2 separate regions of the Homo sapiens genome follow, and region 2 is linked to region 1. A link is a contact called in ENCODE Hi-C or POLR2A ChIA-PET data. All regions are on one chromosome and are shown on one strand. The core of a region is the stretch at or near the end of the contact, and the rest is flanking DNA. Distances in the headings are between cores, read along the strand shown.

What was found. A loop is a pair of places that touch in the nucleus more often than their neighbours do. ChIA-PET counts read pairs that join two places held with the same protein, here RNA polymerase II (POLR2A). Pooled maps may share reads with other maps.
Region 2: a loop to region 1 is called in a map of PC-9, with 5 times the contacts of the local background. The contact joins two enhancer-like sites. A Hi-C loop is called at or near these places in 1 of 168 maps with a recorded cell type or tissue (PC-9) and 3 of 50 pooled maps. POLR2A ChIA-PET finds 5 or more read pairs at or near these places in 1 of 52 experiments (PC-9).

Annotation. Positions count from the first base shown.
Region 1 is chr13:104,569,894-104,575,525 of GRCh38, reverse strand. No RefSeq gene overlaps it. Among named protein-coding and RNA genes, the nearest start is that of DAOA, 890 kb to the left of the region's middle. Within about 2 kb of position 3,850, at least 3 of the 41 ENCODE cell types and tissues checked have a DNase peak (open chromatin) inside an H3K27ac peak, as active enhancers do.
Region 2 is chr13:105,137,279-105,143,332 of GRCh38, reverse strand. No RefSeq gene overlaps it. Among named protein-coding and RNA genes, the nearest start is that of DAOA, 330 kb to the left of the region's middle. RefSeq lists enhancers at 3,073-3,482, 3,533-3,742. Within about 2 kb of position 3,837, at least 22 of the 41 ENCODE cell types and tissues checked have a DNase peak (open chromatin) inside an H3K27ac peak, as active enhancers do.

The sequences.
Region 1 (5,632 bases), core at 2,601-5,100:
GGCAGAGAGCTCTCACAGCACCATCTCACTTCATCCACTTCTTTACGTAATTTTTAAGTTAGGTTCCTGCTGCTTCCAAAAGTGTTTCGACTTTAGAATCCCTGCCCACACAGATACACTATTGACAAGAAAATACAAGAAGAAGATGTCTTTTTATTTCATAATACGTGAATTCAGGGTAGAGCCTGGAAAAAAAATAAAATGTGGACAGAAACAGTGTCCAGGAGAGAAGTGAGGAAATCTCTTTTGTTCCCTTAGTACTTTCTAAGCTTTCTTTCATTATCTATGCCAAAGATGTGAGGTATACCCTTGCTACATTTGGCAAATATGGACCTGTTGATTCTATCAGGCAGATACTAGGATAAAGTTTGGCTCCCTACGTTCTTGGGAAATTCCCTAACTTGTTTTCATTACTGTAATAATGAGATTATTTATTTACTTGAAAGGGGTGGGGCAGATATTATTCAATTTTCTTTAGAAGGCATTGTATAGTTATTGCTCTAACAATTTCTTCACTGATTCCCAAAGTTAAATAGAAATCATGACAGAATAACTTTTTAATCATCTGACATTTAACATGTCTCTACTTCTTTCTACTACTCAACTCAAAGTAGAAATGTCTGCAAATTAAAAGGGGGGGTCACTTACACACACACACACACACACACACACACACACACACACAAACACGCACATGAACACCGAAGGGAATTTCCAATTTTCTAGCAGTTTGTGTTCCATAGTTCCACTATTCGGAACTTGGAATAATTTTAAGTATATAGTGGTGATCTATTACAAGAATTTAGCTTTCCCTTCATAAATTAAAATAAATAATCAAAAAGGAACTTAATAAAACACAAATAAAACTGACTCGTGGTTCCCCAGGCTGTACAGGAAGCATAGTGGCTTCTGCTTCTGGGGAGGCCTCTGGGAGCTTCCAATCTTGGTGGAAAGCAGAGAGGGTGTGAGCCATCTCCCATGGTGCGAGCAGGAGCGAGAGAGAGAGCGAGGAGGTGCCACCCACTTAAACAACCAGAACTCATGAGAAACTCACTCACAAGGACAGTACCAAGAGGGGTGGTATTAAACCATGCAGGAGAAATCGCCCCCATGATCCAATCTCTCCCCACGTGGCCCCACCTCCAACATTGGGAATTACGATTGAGCATGAGATTTGGGTGGGAACACAGATCCAGACCATATGAAACCACACTTATTTATCATCTCGCAGTTCTGTGGGTCAGAAGTCTCAGAGGGTCCCACCATTCTCTGCTGCGGGCCTCGTGAGGCTGAACTCAAGGGGTCAGCTGTGCTCTCCAGGAGTTCCGAGGGTTCTACCAAGTTCATTCTAGTTACCAGCAGAACCCAGTTCCCTGAAACACTAGGACTAAGGTCCCTGTTCCCTTTCTACTGCCAGCCAGGATCTGCCCTCAATTCCCAGATACCTCCCTCACTCTCCATCCCATGGGGCTCTCAGGCCATGACAGCAGATGGGTCCCTCACATCAACTCTCTCCCACACTTTGAATCTCTCTGACCTCTGCACCCAGCCTGAGCAAACTGTGCATTCTATGGACTCACCTGATTAAGCTATGCTCGCTCAGGTATTCTCCATATGTTGTAGTTAACTCATCTGGGACCTTAATTACATCTGCAAATCCCATCACAGCAGCACCTAGATTAGTGTTTAATTGAATAACCACAGGACTAAAATCTTGGAAACTTCCTAGAATTTTGCCTACAACAGAAGGTTAGAGCTTCCTATGGGCAATAGTTACCTTACCTACTTATCTTGTAATTGTCTCTCCCTGCGATTTTGCTTTAACTTCCAGTTTAAATAAAACATCACATTCTCTCTCTTCTAATCCTGAAAAAATATACATAATTTTGATGATATTTTTTAAAGTTCTTTTTGTTTTTGAAAAAAAGGACATAAACAGCATCTGCAAAAAAATCAATAAAAAGTCTTATAATAAAGCATGTCCTTAATATTTATTAGTACATGAATATAAATTTAAATAAATCTATGTAGATTCTAGATTTTATTGCTCCAGTTCAATTTTCTCTAGGCTCAACTTCCAAATTCCCAGAGCTCTCACCTTTCTCTGAGCATCATCTAAATCCTGGTTAAGACAACAAGAGCTTAGAGAACACCTGCTCTCATCAACGTTTGCGTTTTCTATTGCCCCTCCACAATACTGTCTGCGATTCAATGAACTACTAGCTATATTGCATCCCAAAGCCATGTCAAAATCCCAATGCTCATTGCTTTTCTAATATTTCCTCGTGGCTTTTTCAGAATTTTTTTCCTGAGGGGACATTTGGAGGTGCCACGGCCTCACTCACTGAAGCAAGATGGCAGCTACGCACCTTTGACAGCCTCTCTCTTTCTCTTTCCTTTACAGGCCCTTCTTTTCTCTTGCTGAATCTGAGAAGTAGAATCAGAAGACAAGGTCAAGTTCATGCAGGGACAATGCTCCGACGACGTTATCGCATAGATGGAAATCCACTGTGTTCGGGGGGAAGACTGGGCTCATTTTATTAGCCTTATTGGCCAGTGGCCTTGTGCACTCCCACTTTTGAGGATGCTTTTTGACAGTTGCTTGTTAGTTTATGTGTTCATTTGAGACAGGGTCTAGCTCTGTTGCCCAGGCTGGAGTGCAGTGACGCCATCATAGCTCACTGCAGCCTAGAACTCCTGGCCTCAAGTCATCCTCCTTTGTCAGTCTCCCAAAACGCTGGGATTACAGGCGTGAGCCATCACACTCAGCTGACAGCTGCTTGTTAATCATGGTTCTTGCACTGAATAACCTTTCTAGTTAGTGAGTGAGGCATAGAAGGCAGGCTTGAGGACTCACAAATTGCCCCACCTACACCCCCACCAAAAGCAACACAATCTCTCCTAATTCGATTGACACCCTCCACACACCCAGCTTGGCTTCAGGGAAGGAAAATGGGCTCCTGCCATACAATCTCCATGCAACAACTCCTGCCAAATGCAACACAGACCATAATGTCATTTATAATTTGAATTGTACCAGTTTAGACATTTAAAATATCTCACGTATTCATTGTTACATTCATCTTCGTTTTTCTCCATTTCTATTTTTGGCAATCCTCTAATTTCTTGTTCTCTTAAGTAAAAAGGAACAAAAAAATAACAACAAAAGAAAGCTCTTCAAAAATACTTGGATTCCGGTATTTGTGTGTGGTTTCAATAGGGAAGCTTTTTTTAAACTACTTGGACTAGAACAGAACAAAATATATGAGTTTGGGGGAAAAAGACCACAACAGGGGTGTGTGTGAGAGGCAGGTGCTGGGGGAGAGGCCTCAAACAGCAGAAAAGCTTTGAAGCCCTATAGGGCACTGACCTGCAAGGACTAAGTTTGAACAATTGTGTGGGAAGTTTGGGGGTTACTAAGCTAGCTTCGTAATGTAACTTCTTTCCCCTCTTTCCTTTTTTGACAATAGCATTCCTTTCTCCATTTCTGTTCTGTTATTTTTTTAACACATCTAAAATGACATAAAACAAACATAATACACAGGCACACACCTGCACTCACATACACAAACACACAAACTTCTGTGAGTTCCACAGAGGCCGACCCCTTTGCTTCAGTGAGGGCTGTGGAACTGGAATTTCATTCTCCTACGGACTTGCTCTGAACAACAGTTAAGTAAAGAGCTCCCACTGGTGGTGGAGGGAATTTTACTGTCCACACGAAATGCCTTTCCCTACCAGTCAGTGCTTGGAGACTGGATCTCCGAGTCACAGACGAGATGTGGGCTAATGTTGCTCTTTCGCCATGTGATGTAGCAAATAAAATGCCATTGTTCCCCTAGGTGGCTGTGGGTATTAGTCACAGCTGACGCTAAGCAGGAGGTGCGTGGTGTCCTGCCAGGACTGTTATTAGTTACAAGTCTGGATGGGCTCCCGATGCACCATTTTCAAGTAGCTTCAATGCTGTTAAACTTTTAGGAATTCCAAAGCTACTGCTCCAAAGCCTCAAGTTCCCTCACCTTAGAACAAAGATTGCTGCCTTTATTACCAGTCTTATGTTTAACCAGAGAAAGTACAACTTTTCCAAGTTTAAGCTTCTCTAAACTGCTTTTGAGGAAGAGAGGTTCTCTGCATGTGTCCGAGATAATTGTCAAATACCAAATTTGAACACACGTTCTGAGTCACCTGAAGAACCAGCCCGTGTCACTAAGACAAGCACAAATAGCTCCTCTGCTGTGGGACTCTTCACCTACCGCAGATGTTTCCATAAATATTTCAGCAGATACCATTTTCATGACAATTACCAAGAATGTGTGTGTGTGTGTTTTTTTTTTTTTTTAATTTACAGTCTATGTGAAAAATGTAATAGAAGAGAATAATGCTGGATTTATATGGGAGAAAAGTGTAGGTTTTTCTCCTATTTGGTGTCTTAGATTAAGGTACTTTGATACATCTGTCCAAACAGACATTACATCGTGAACAAGAAAAGATGGGACTGGTAGAGACTCAAAGTAACAAGAACAGTTTCCAAGAAAGAAGCAAGGCTATTAAATATTAGGCTGTTGCAAAAGTAACTGCGGTTTTTGCCATTTGAAAATAATGCCAAAAAACATAATTACTTTTGTAATAACCTAATAATTAGACCCAAGATAAAAATCCATATATACTCAACTTACTTTTAAATCCAGAGCTTATGTCTTTTTCCAATCAGACCTCAACATAGAACTTCGCTTAGATTTTCTTATGATCTGGGTTATGTAAACCTCCTGGGATTTATAAAACAACTGGATATCTTGAATCCTTCTCTTTAAGTCAGATCTTGTCAGCCTGTGATGCCACCTACAGTGAAATTTATTAAGTATACAACCTAATTTTGCTGTTATTTCTAGAGTCTATGAGTTATGACTACACAGCATAAGTAATGACTTAATTAAATTAATTTAAGGTATGGTGTTAAGATTAACTGCGCCAGCTCACAGTGGTCTGCAGTAATTGGAGATCTCATGTTGTACCTCTTTTTTATAATCACAAAGTCAGTCTCTTTAAATTACTCAGACCCAAAAAGGAAAATCAGGAAGACAGCAAGGGCAATGAACGGCATGGTCAGGAGAGATCTGTTGAGAATAGTTAATTAGAAAATACAAAGTTTAGTTTAGTTTTCAAAACATACTCTCAAGTACTGTGTCGTGTTTTTAAAGCACCAGTTGAGCTTGCTGCCCACCCCTCATTTTTTTTTTTTTTTTGTGAGACAGAGTCTTGCTGTGTCACCCAGCCTGGAGTGCAGTGGCGCGATCTCGGCTCACTGCAAGCTCCACCTCCCAGGTTCACACCATTCTCCTGCCTCAGCCTCCCGAGTAGCTGGGACTACAGGCGCCCGCCACCACGCCCGGCTAATTTGTTTTGTATTTTTAGTAGAGACAGGGTTTCAACGTGTTAGCCAGGATGGTCTCGATCTCCTGAACTCGTGATCCGCCCGCCTCAGCCTCCCAAAGTGCTGGGATTACAGGCGTGAGCCACCGCGCCCGGCCCCATCCCTCTTTTAAACTTTACTCATTTGTTCATTAATTAGTGCAAACATCATGTGATAAATGGTCTGCACATGCCTGCTTCATGCACCCACACACAACTGACA
Region 2 (6,054 bases), core at 2,588-5,087, 570 kb before region 1:
CTAGGCTCTTTTATTAGTAGTCGTATTTCAAAACTCCTCCTATCACCAGTTTCCAAAATTTTGAAAATGTCTTCATTCTCTCCCTTCCTCCTTTACCTCCACATTGAGTTTCTTCATTCATTGCATAAGATGGGTTTCTGCCACATTTCTCATGTAGTGTGCCCTCATCCCAATTCCCTGACCTACTCCATGACACAGATATTTGTTTCTTGCCTCCACGTTGGATACATTTCTCACTTGTCTCCTGTCTCCAAGGTTATCAGCACATCTGTAAAAGCTCTTCAATATGGCCCAACATTCTTTTCAGTCTAATAGCTCATTGTTTCTAAGTATGAAATGGAAACTACTGCCTGAAAACACTATCTTTTCATGTATATAGCACTCTGGGTTTTAAAATATTTCCTTCCTTTTGGCTTATTCGGTTTCCCCTATCTCAACCACACATACCATTCCATTTCTGCCCATTTCCCACCCCAAAACTTCTTTAAAAAACATGTCTCATAACATCTTTCAACTCCATGAAATACTACATAGAGTAGTATAATGAACAAATATATTCCAATTATTCAGCTTCTGCAATCATCAAATCATGGGAAGTTTTTGTTTCCTCTAAATCCCTGCCAATTTCTCTTTGACTCAGAATTGTTTTTAACAATCCCAGACAACGTAATATTTCATCTCCAAACATAGGAAAGCCAGTCCCTAAAATACAAAACTCACATGAAACATAACCACAATATCATTATACCTAAACATTAGCAATAATTTTTTTCATATCATAAATAATAGTGCTGAAATTTCTTAGCCTTAGTACTTTTATTCAAATAAATATGCAAAGTCCATATATTGTAATTGTTTAGTGTTCCATAACTATATTTTAGGTCCCCCATCCTAGTCTTTTTGTTTTCCATGAATTTTGTATTTTGAAGAATCAGATTGTTTGTCCTGTAGAGTTTTCAGAGTCTGCATTTTACTGATTGAAGCCCTGCCATGTCACTTAACAGTTTCAGCTGTTCCCTATATTTTTTGTAAATTGGTTGATGAAAAATGGCTTGTCTTCTAGTTTATTTTGGTTTTGGTAAAAAAATTCTTCACATGTAATAATGTTGTGTACTCATATTTAAAGAACATAACATCAGTTTCTCTTCCTTCCTTCCTTCCTTCTTTCCTTCCCTCCCTCCCTCCCTCCTTTCTTTCTTTCTCTCTCTCTTTCTCTCCTTCCTTCCTCCTTTCTTTCTTTTCTTTTCCTTCTTTTCTTTCTTTTCTTTCTTTCTCAATCTCACCCTGTCATCCAGGCTGAAGTACAGTGGCACAAATGTAGCTCACTGCAAACTCAACCTCCTGGGCTCAAGCAATATTTCTGCCTCAGCCTCCTGAGTAGCTAAGACTACAGGTGTGTGCCTGGCTTTTTTTTTTTTTTTTCTTCTTCTTCTTCTTCTTTAACGTTTTGTAGAGATGAGGTTTTACTATGTTGCCCAGGTTGGTAAATTCCTTAGCTCAGGCGATCTTCCCACCTCAGCCTTCCAAAATGCTGGATTTACAAGCATGAGCCACTGCATCCTACTCAATATCAGTTTATTTTTATGAGCTCACCAGTCATGGATGAAAACTGACTCCTGGAGAAGGGGTTAAAAAGAGAATGCAAGATGAATGTTTGACTCCTTCCTTTTCTTCTATAAGTTTTCAGAATAATGCCTTTTTTTTTCCCTAAGAGTCCTGATCCTAGGTACCAGTAGTGCTCATTCCTTTTGAGTGGGTCAGTGTTTCTAGTCATTTTCTGTGGGCCGGATGAGGGTATCTTTATTTTTTTTTTAATAAGAGATGCCATTCATCTGATTTTTATTGATAATACAGGTGTTCTCTTAAAATTTTTTCTCTCTTAATTATGTATTTATTTCTCTCATGTCAAAATTCCAGTTCCCAGTAACACAGACATTTGTTTTCATCTAAATACATACACAGTAGTCTCTGTGTGAGAATACCAGACATTGGAAGAGAGTCACTTACTGATCAGGGAGTCCTGAGCAGATCTTACCAAGGAGAGATATAAACTTCTATAGTGTAAGCTTTTGAGCTTACACTATACAATTTTGGGATTGGGAGTTAGTTATCTGTTAAAACAGTTAACAGCTTCTTTAATACATAAAGTATCTAATGCTTTTGCCGTACCCTGCTTAAAAGTTTGTAATATCAATCGGTACTGTGAATAAATTACTTACCATTCTGCATTGCAATGGATATCATGACTTGAATAGCAATAGATACATGTATTGAGATCTGTGTGAAGGGTCAAATACAAGGAAGGATTTTGTAGTACTGGACTAGAAAATATTTTATCCTAAGTGGAAACAGAACATATGGGCATGTAAGCAGCTTGAGCATGTACTTCAATTCCCTGGTAAGAAATCTCCTCTTGAAAATTTGAGTCAGATAGTCTGAAGTGTTCTGCTGGAATGAAATCAATATATGAAATTTAAAATGTTGGAGTAATCTGCACTTAGGTAACCATGCAGTGCAGTGACTTCATGGGTGCCTTCAGATTAGAACAATATAAAATTTGAGGAGCAAAAGTGCAAACATTTGAGAAATGCTCATAGTTAAGTGGTGATTGCTGAGGAGATTTAAAAGAAAGAAATACAAAATTAATCATAGAAGAAAGAAGATAATATAGTGCCAAAAAACCCACAAGAGAAATAGTTTAAGAAGTGAATAATACATTAAATAAGACAGAGAAATCAGCAATACAAGACAACTGAATTTAAAACTTAACAGATTATTTGTGACCTGACCACTGAGTAAAAATACTCAGTAAAGTGGTTGGAATGGAAACAGTATTGTTTCTCAAGGGTACAATAAAAGACAATGACTTGGAGAGGTGACTGCAAAACAGAGTGACAAGATTCTAAGTAGAGCCATAAGACTCACTGTGAAAACAAATGTCCTGCTCTATTTGGTTCTAAAATTCATTATCTGCAAAAGTTCTACAATGCTGAGGGGCCATATTTTGTTTGTATGTTTCAACTCATACTTTACCTCTGCTGCCTCACAATAGCCTGCAAAAATAGCCACTGCCCCACAATACCTTGGAAGTAGGAACTGCGCCTCACGCAGGCCGCCTACAGGACAGGGAAGCAGCTGGAGACCCATGAGATGGCTGAACCAAACAGAATCCAGACCGGGCTTGCTTTGGAAATGTGGGGCAAGAAATACCAATTAAATAAGGCAGTGAGTGGTGGGAACTAAACTAAAATGCCATCTGGTAGGTCATGGATGGAGAGAACCACGGGGCTATCGATAAGCCAAAGCTGCAAGCTGTCAGTGACTCTGTGAAGAAACCGAAAGTCAATGCGTGCAGCGAGAAGAGGGTGATTGAGGAAGTGCTGCAGCATGGCTATGGGCGATAGAAAGACTGCAGCTCTTGACTCAAGCACGGAGGGAGGAGGTGGTTTTGAAACAGCCTCGGATGCTGACAGATTGCCTTCTGTAGCTCTAAGTCCTTAAAATAACCCAACTCGGTGGCTGTGTGTGGTTTTGTTTGTTTTGTTTGACCCAAATAGCTTGGAAGACTCAGACATCTTCTGTAGTCTCGGTTCTAGCAGTGCCAGAGCTAGATGAACCTGGTAGTTTAAATTTTCAAAGGGTTGGTAAACGATGTATGGTAAGCAGGAAAGAAAGGATAATGAGCACAGTAAGAGGAACTAGGGGAAAGGTACTTTGGTGAGGCTGAAACTGCTTCAGTTCCCGCTCTGCCTCTCTCTCTCATGAATCACTATGACCTGAATAGGGAGAAAACGAACGCACATGTTGGAAATCAGGTTGAGCGGATTTCACGTCATTTCCACATAGCACCCTATCCAGTGAGAGGAAATTATCTGCCTCTTTGTGAAAGTGACAGGGATGTGCAGGCACAGTGCAATTCCTTGGGGAAGTGAGGGCAGTGTCTGCATATAGTTATCAAGCAAGAAATTGTTGAGTGTTGCGATTGCAAAGAAAAGAACAGAATTGAGAACACCCGAGTCTTTATCGATCAAGCCCCAGAATAGCAATCATGACAGGGCAGGTTATGAGTTTAGCCAGCTGTGTGAGGTAACAAGGCCTCCTACAGCTCTTCTTTTGGGAGCTTCAGTTGAGTGATAAGTCATCCTCTCTCTAGAGTAAGGCAGTAGCAGGAAACAGCTGTATGCCAATTGTAAATTCTCCCACATTTCAGTGGAGATGTAGTCCAGGTCTTACTTGCCCCTGTGGATTATCTAAGGCAACTAAAATCAATTGATGAAATTTCCTTCCCACTGGGTTAATTTTCTGGAGCTGAAAACAGCCTTCTGAAAACCAGGAATCGATTCTGTGAAGCTCTTATAAATAGGAGAGTTAATAATTTGGTAAAAGTTTCCTCTTCTTATAAAAGATATTTTCTCCTCTCTCTCTGTTTTTTTTTTTTGAGACAGAGTCTTGCTGTGTCACCCAGACTGGAGTGCAGTGGTGCGATCTCGGCTCACTGCCAGCTCTGCCTCCCGGGTTCACGCCATTCTCCTGCCTCAGCCTCCCGAGTAGCTGGGACCACAGGCGCCCGCCACCACGCCCGGCTAAGTTTTTGTATTTTTAGTAGAGACAGGGTTTCACCGTGTTAGCCAGGATGGTCTCTGTCTCCTGACCTCGTGATCCGCCCTCCTCGGCTTCCCAAAGTGCTGGGATTACAGGCATGAGCCACTGCGCCTGGCCCATAAAGGATATTTTCTCTACCTCTAAGAAACTCCATGCCTAAAACATATGAAACATCAAAAAACATCCTGGATGATATCAGAGAGAAAGAGCATCAGCAAGTGTTTGCTGGCATTAGCAGGTACTATGCTAATATATAGGCCATGGTATATGTAAAGCAAAAATAAAAGAAAGAAAAAAAGAAAGCTGATTACACAAGACCAGTATGTCCTGATGATTGCAGTTGTGTTAGGAAATCTTTTAGTTAATTCTAACATCCTTTGTTTTCTTATCTTTAGCATTTGTACTTCTGTTTTGGTGGTCATTGCAGAATTACTTTGGTATTCACTAATCACTATTAATTCATATGCAAGTAGCCATTTAAATATGTTTCCCTTTGGAATGAATATTAGCTACTATGGTTAATAAATAAAAGTAATTTTGGGGAGTTCTCTGGGACTAGGAAATTATGTAGCCTTTTACATAATTAATCTTTAAGTTCCATTGGTTGCAAGTAATGATGATCGTCTTTTGACAATTTATTGTATAGGTGTAACAAGAATTTTAGTTTTGGGAAATTCTACCCCACAAGAGATTCTTTTGAATATTCTTTCTGTAGAGTTCCAAGTAATGAAAAGAAAAACTACTGTTTATTGAACATCCATTCCATAATCTGTCTTTAAATATAGTTGTCTTTCAATGCAAATAATAAGTTTTTCTTATACATGTTTTTCAGATAATATGTAAAATATTTTTCACATTCATTCAAGGTATTTTAAGCACCAAATGACATTACTTATGGACCATTCTATTCTTCTGTTGTGTTTAATCTCAAAATAATAAGATAAGCAACTATAAATTAGTGAATACTTGCCATGACACATAGACTTTGCATATTGTAGCTTATTTAGTAGATAATAAAAATTATTTTGCATATAAAGAAACTGAGACTAGTAGAAGATAAGTAGCTTGATCAAAATCTAAGATCTCTGTCCTGCATATTCTAGTTTTGCCTCTTTGGCTCTCCTTTCTAATCTTTTTCTCCCTGTTCTGTGGCCCAGAAAGCTACCTCTATGGGTCATGTAAACTCAGCTCTTTTGTATTCTGTTTCCTGATTGGCGTCAGCCAATAGACAGCACCAACAGTCATCAGATGGTAGGAAGAGAGAGAGCAGCAAGGGTATTTATTCCTCTGCCTTCTTTCTTAACAATGCACGTTTTGGCTTTGGCTGCGTTCCTTTTAAAAGGCACAACTTCTGCTGGTCAGTCTTCTTCTACAGCTACCGGTTTCTGTGTTGCAATAAATGCTCCCTTTCTTTGCCCTTTCAGACCTGGGGCAGTAATGCCTCCATGCTTA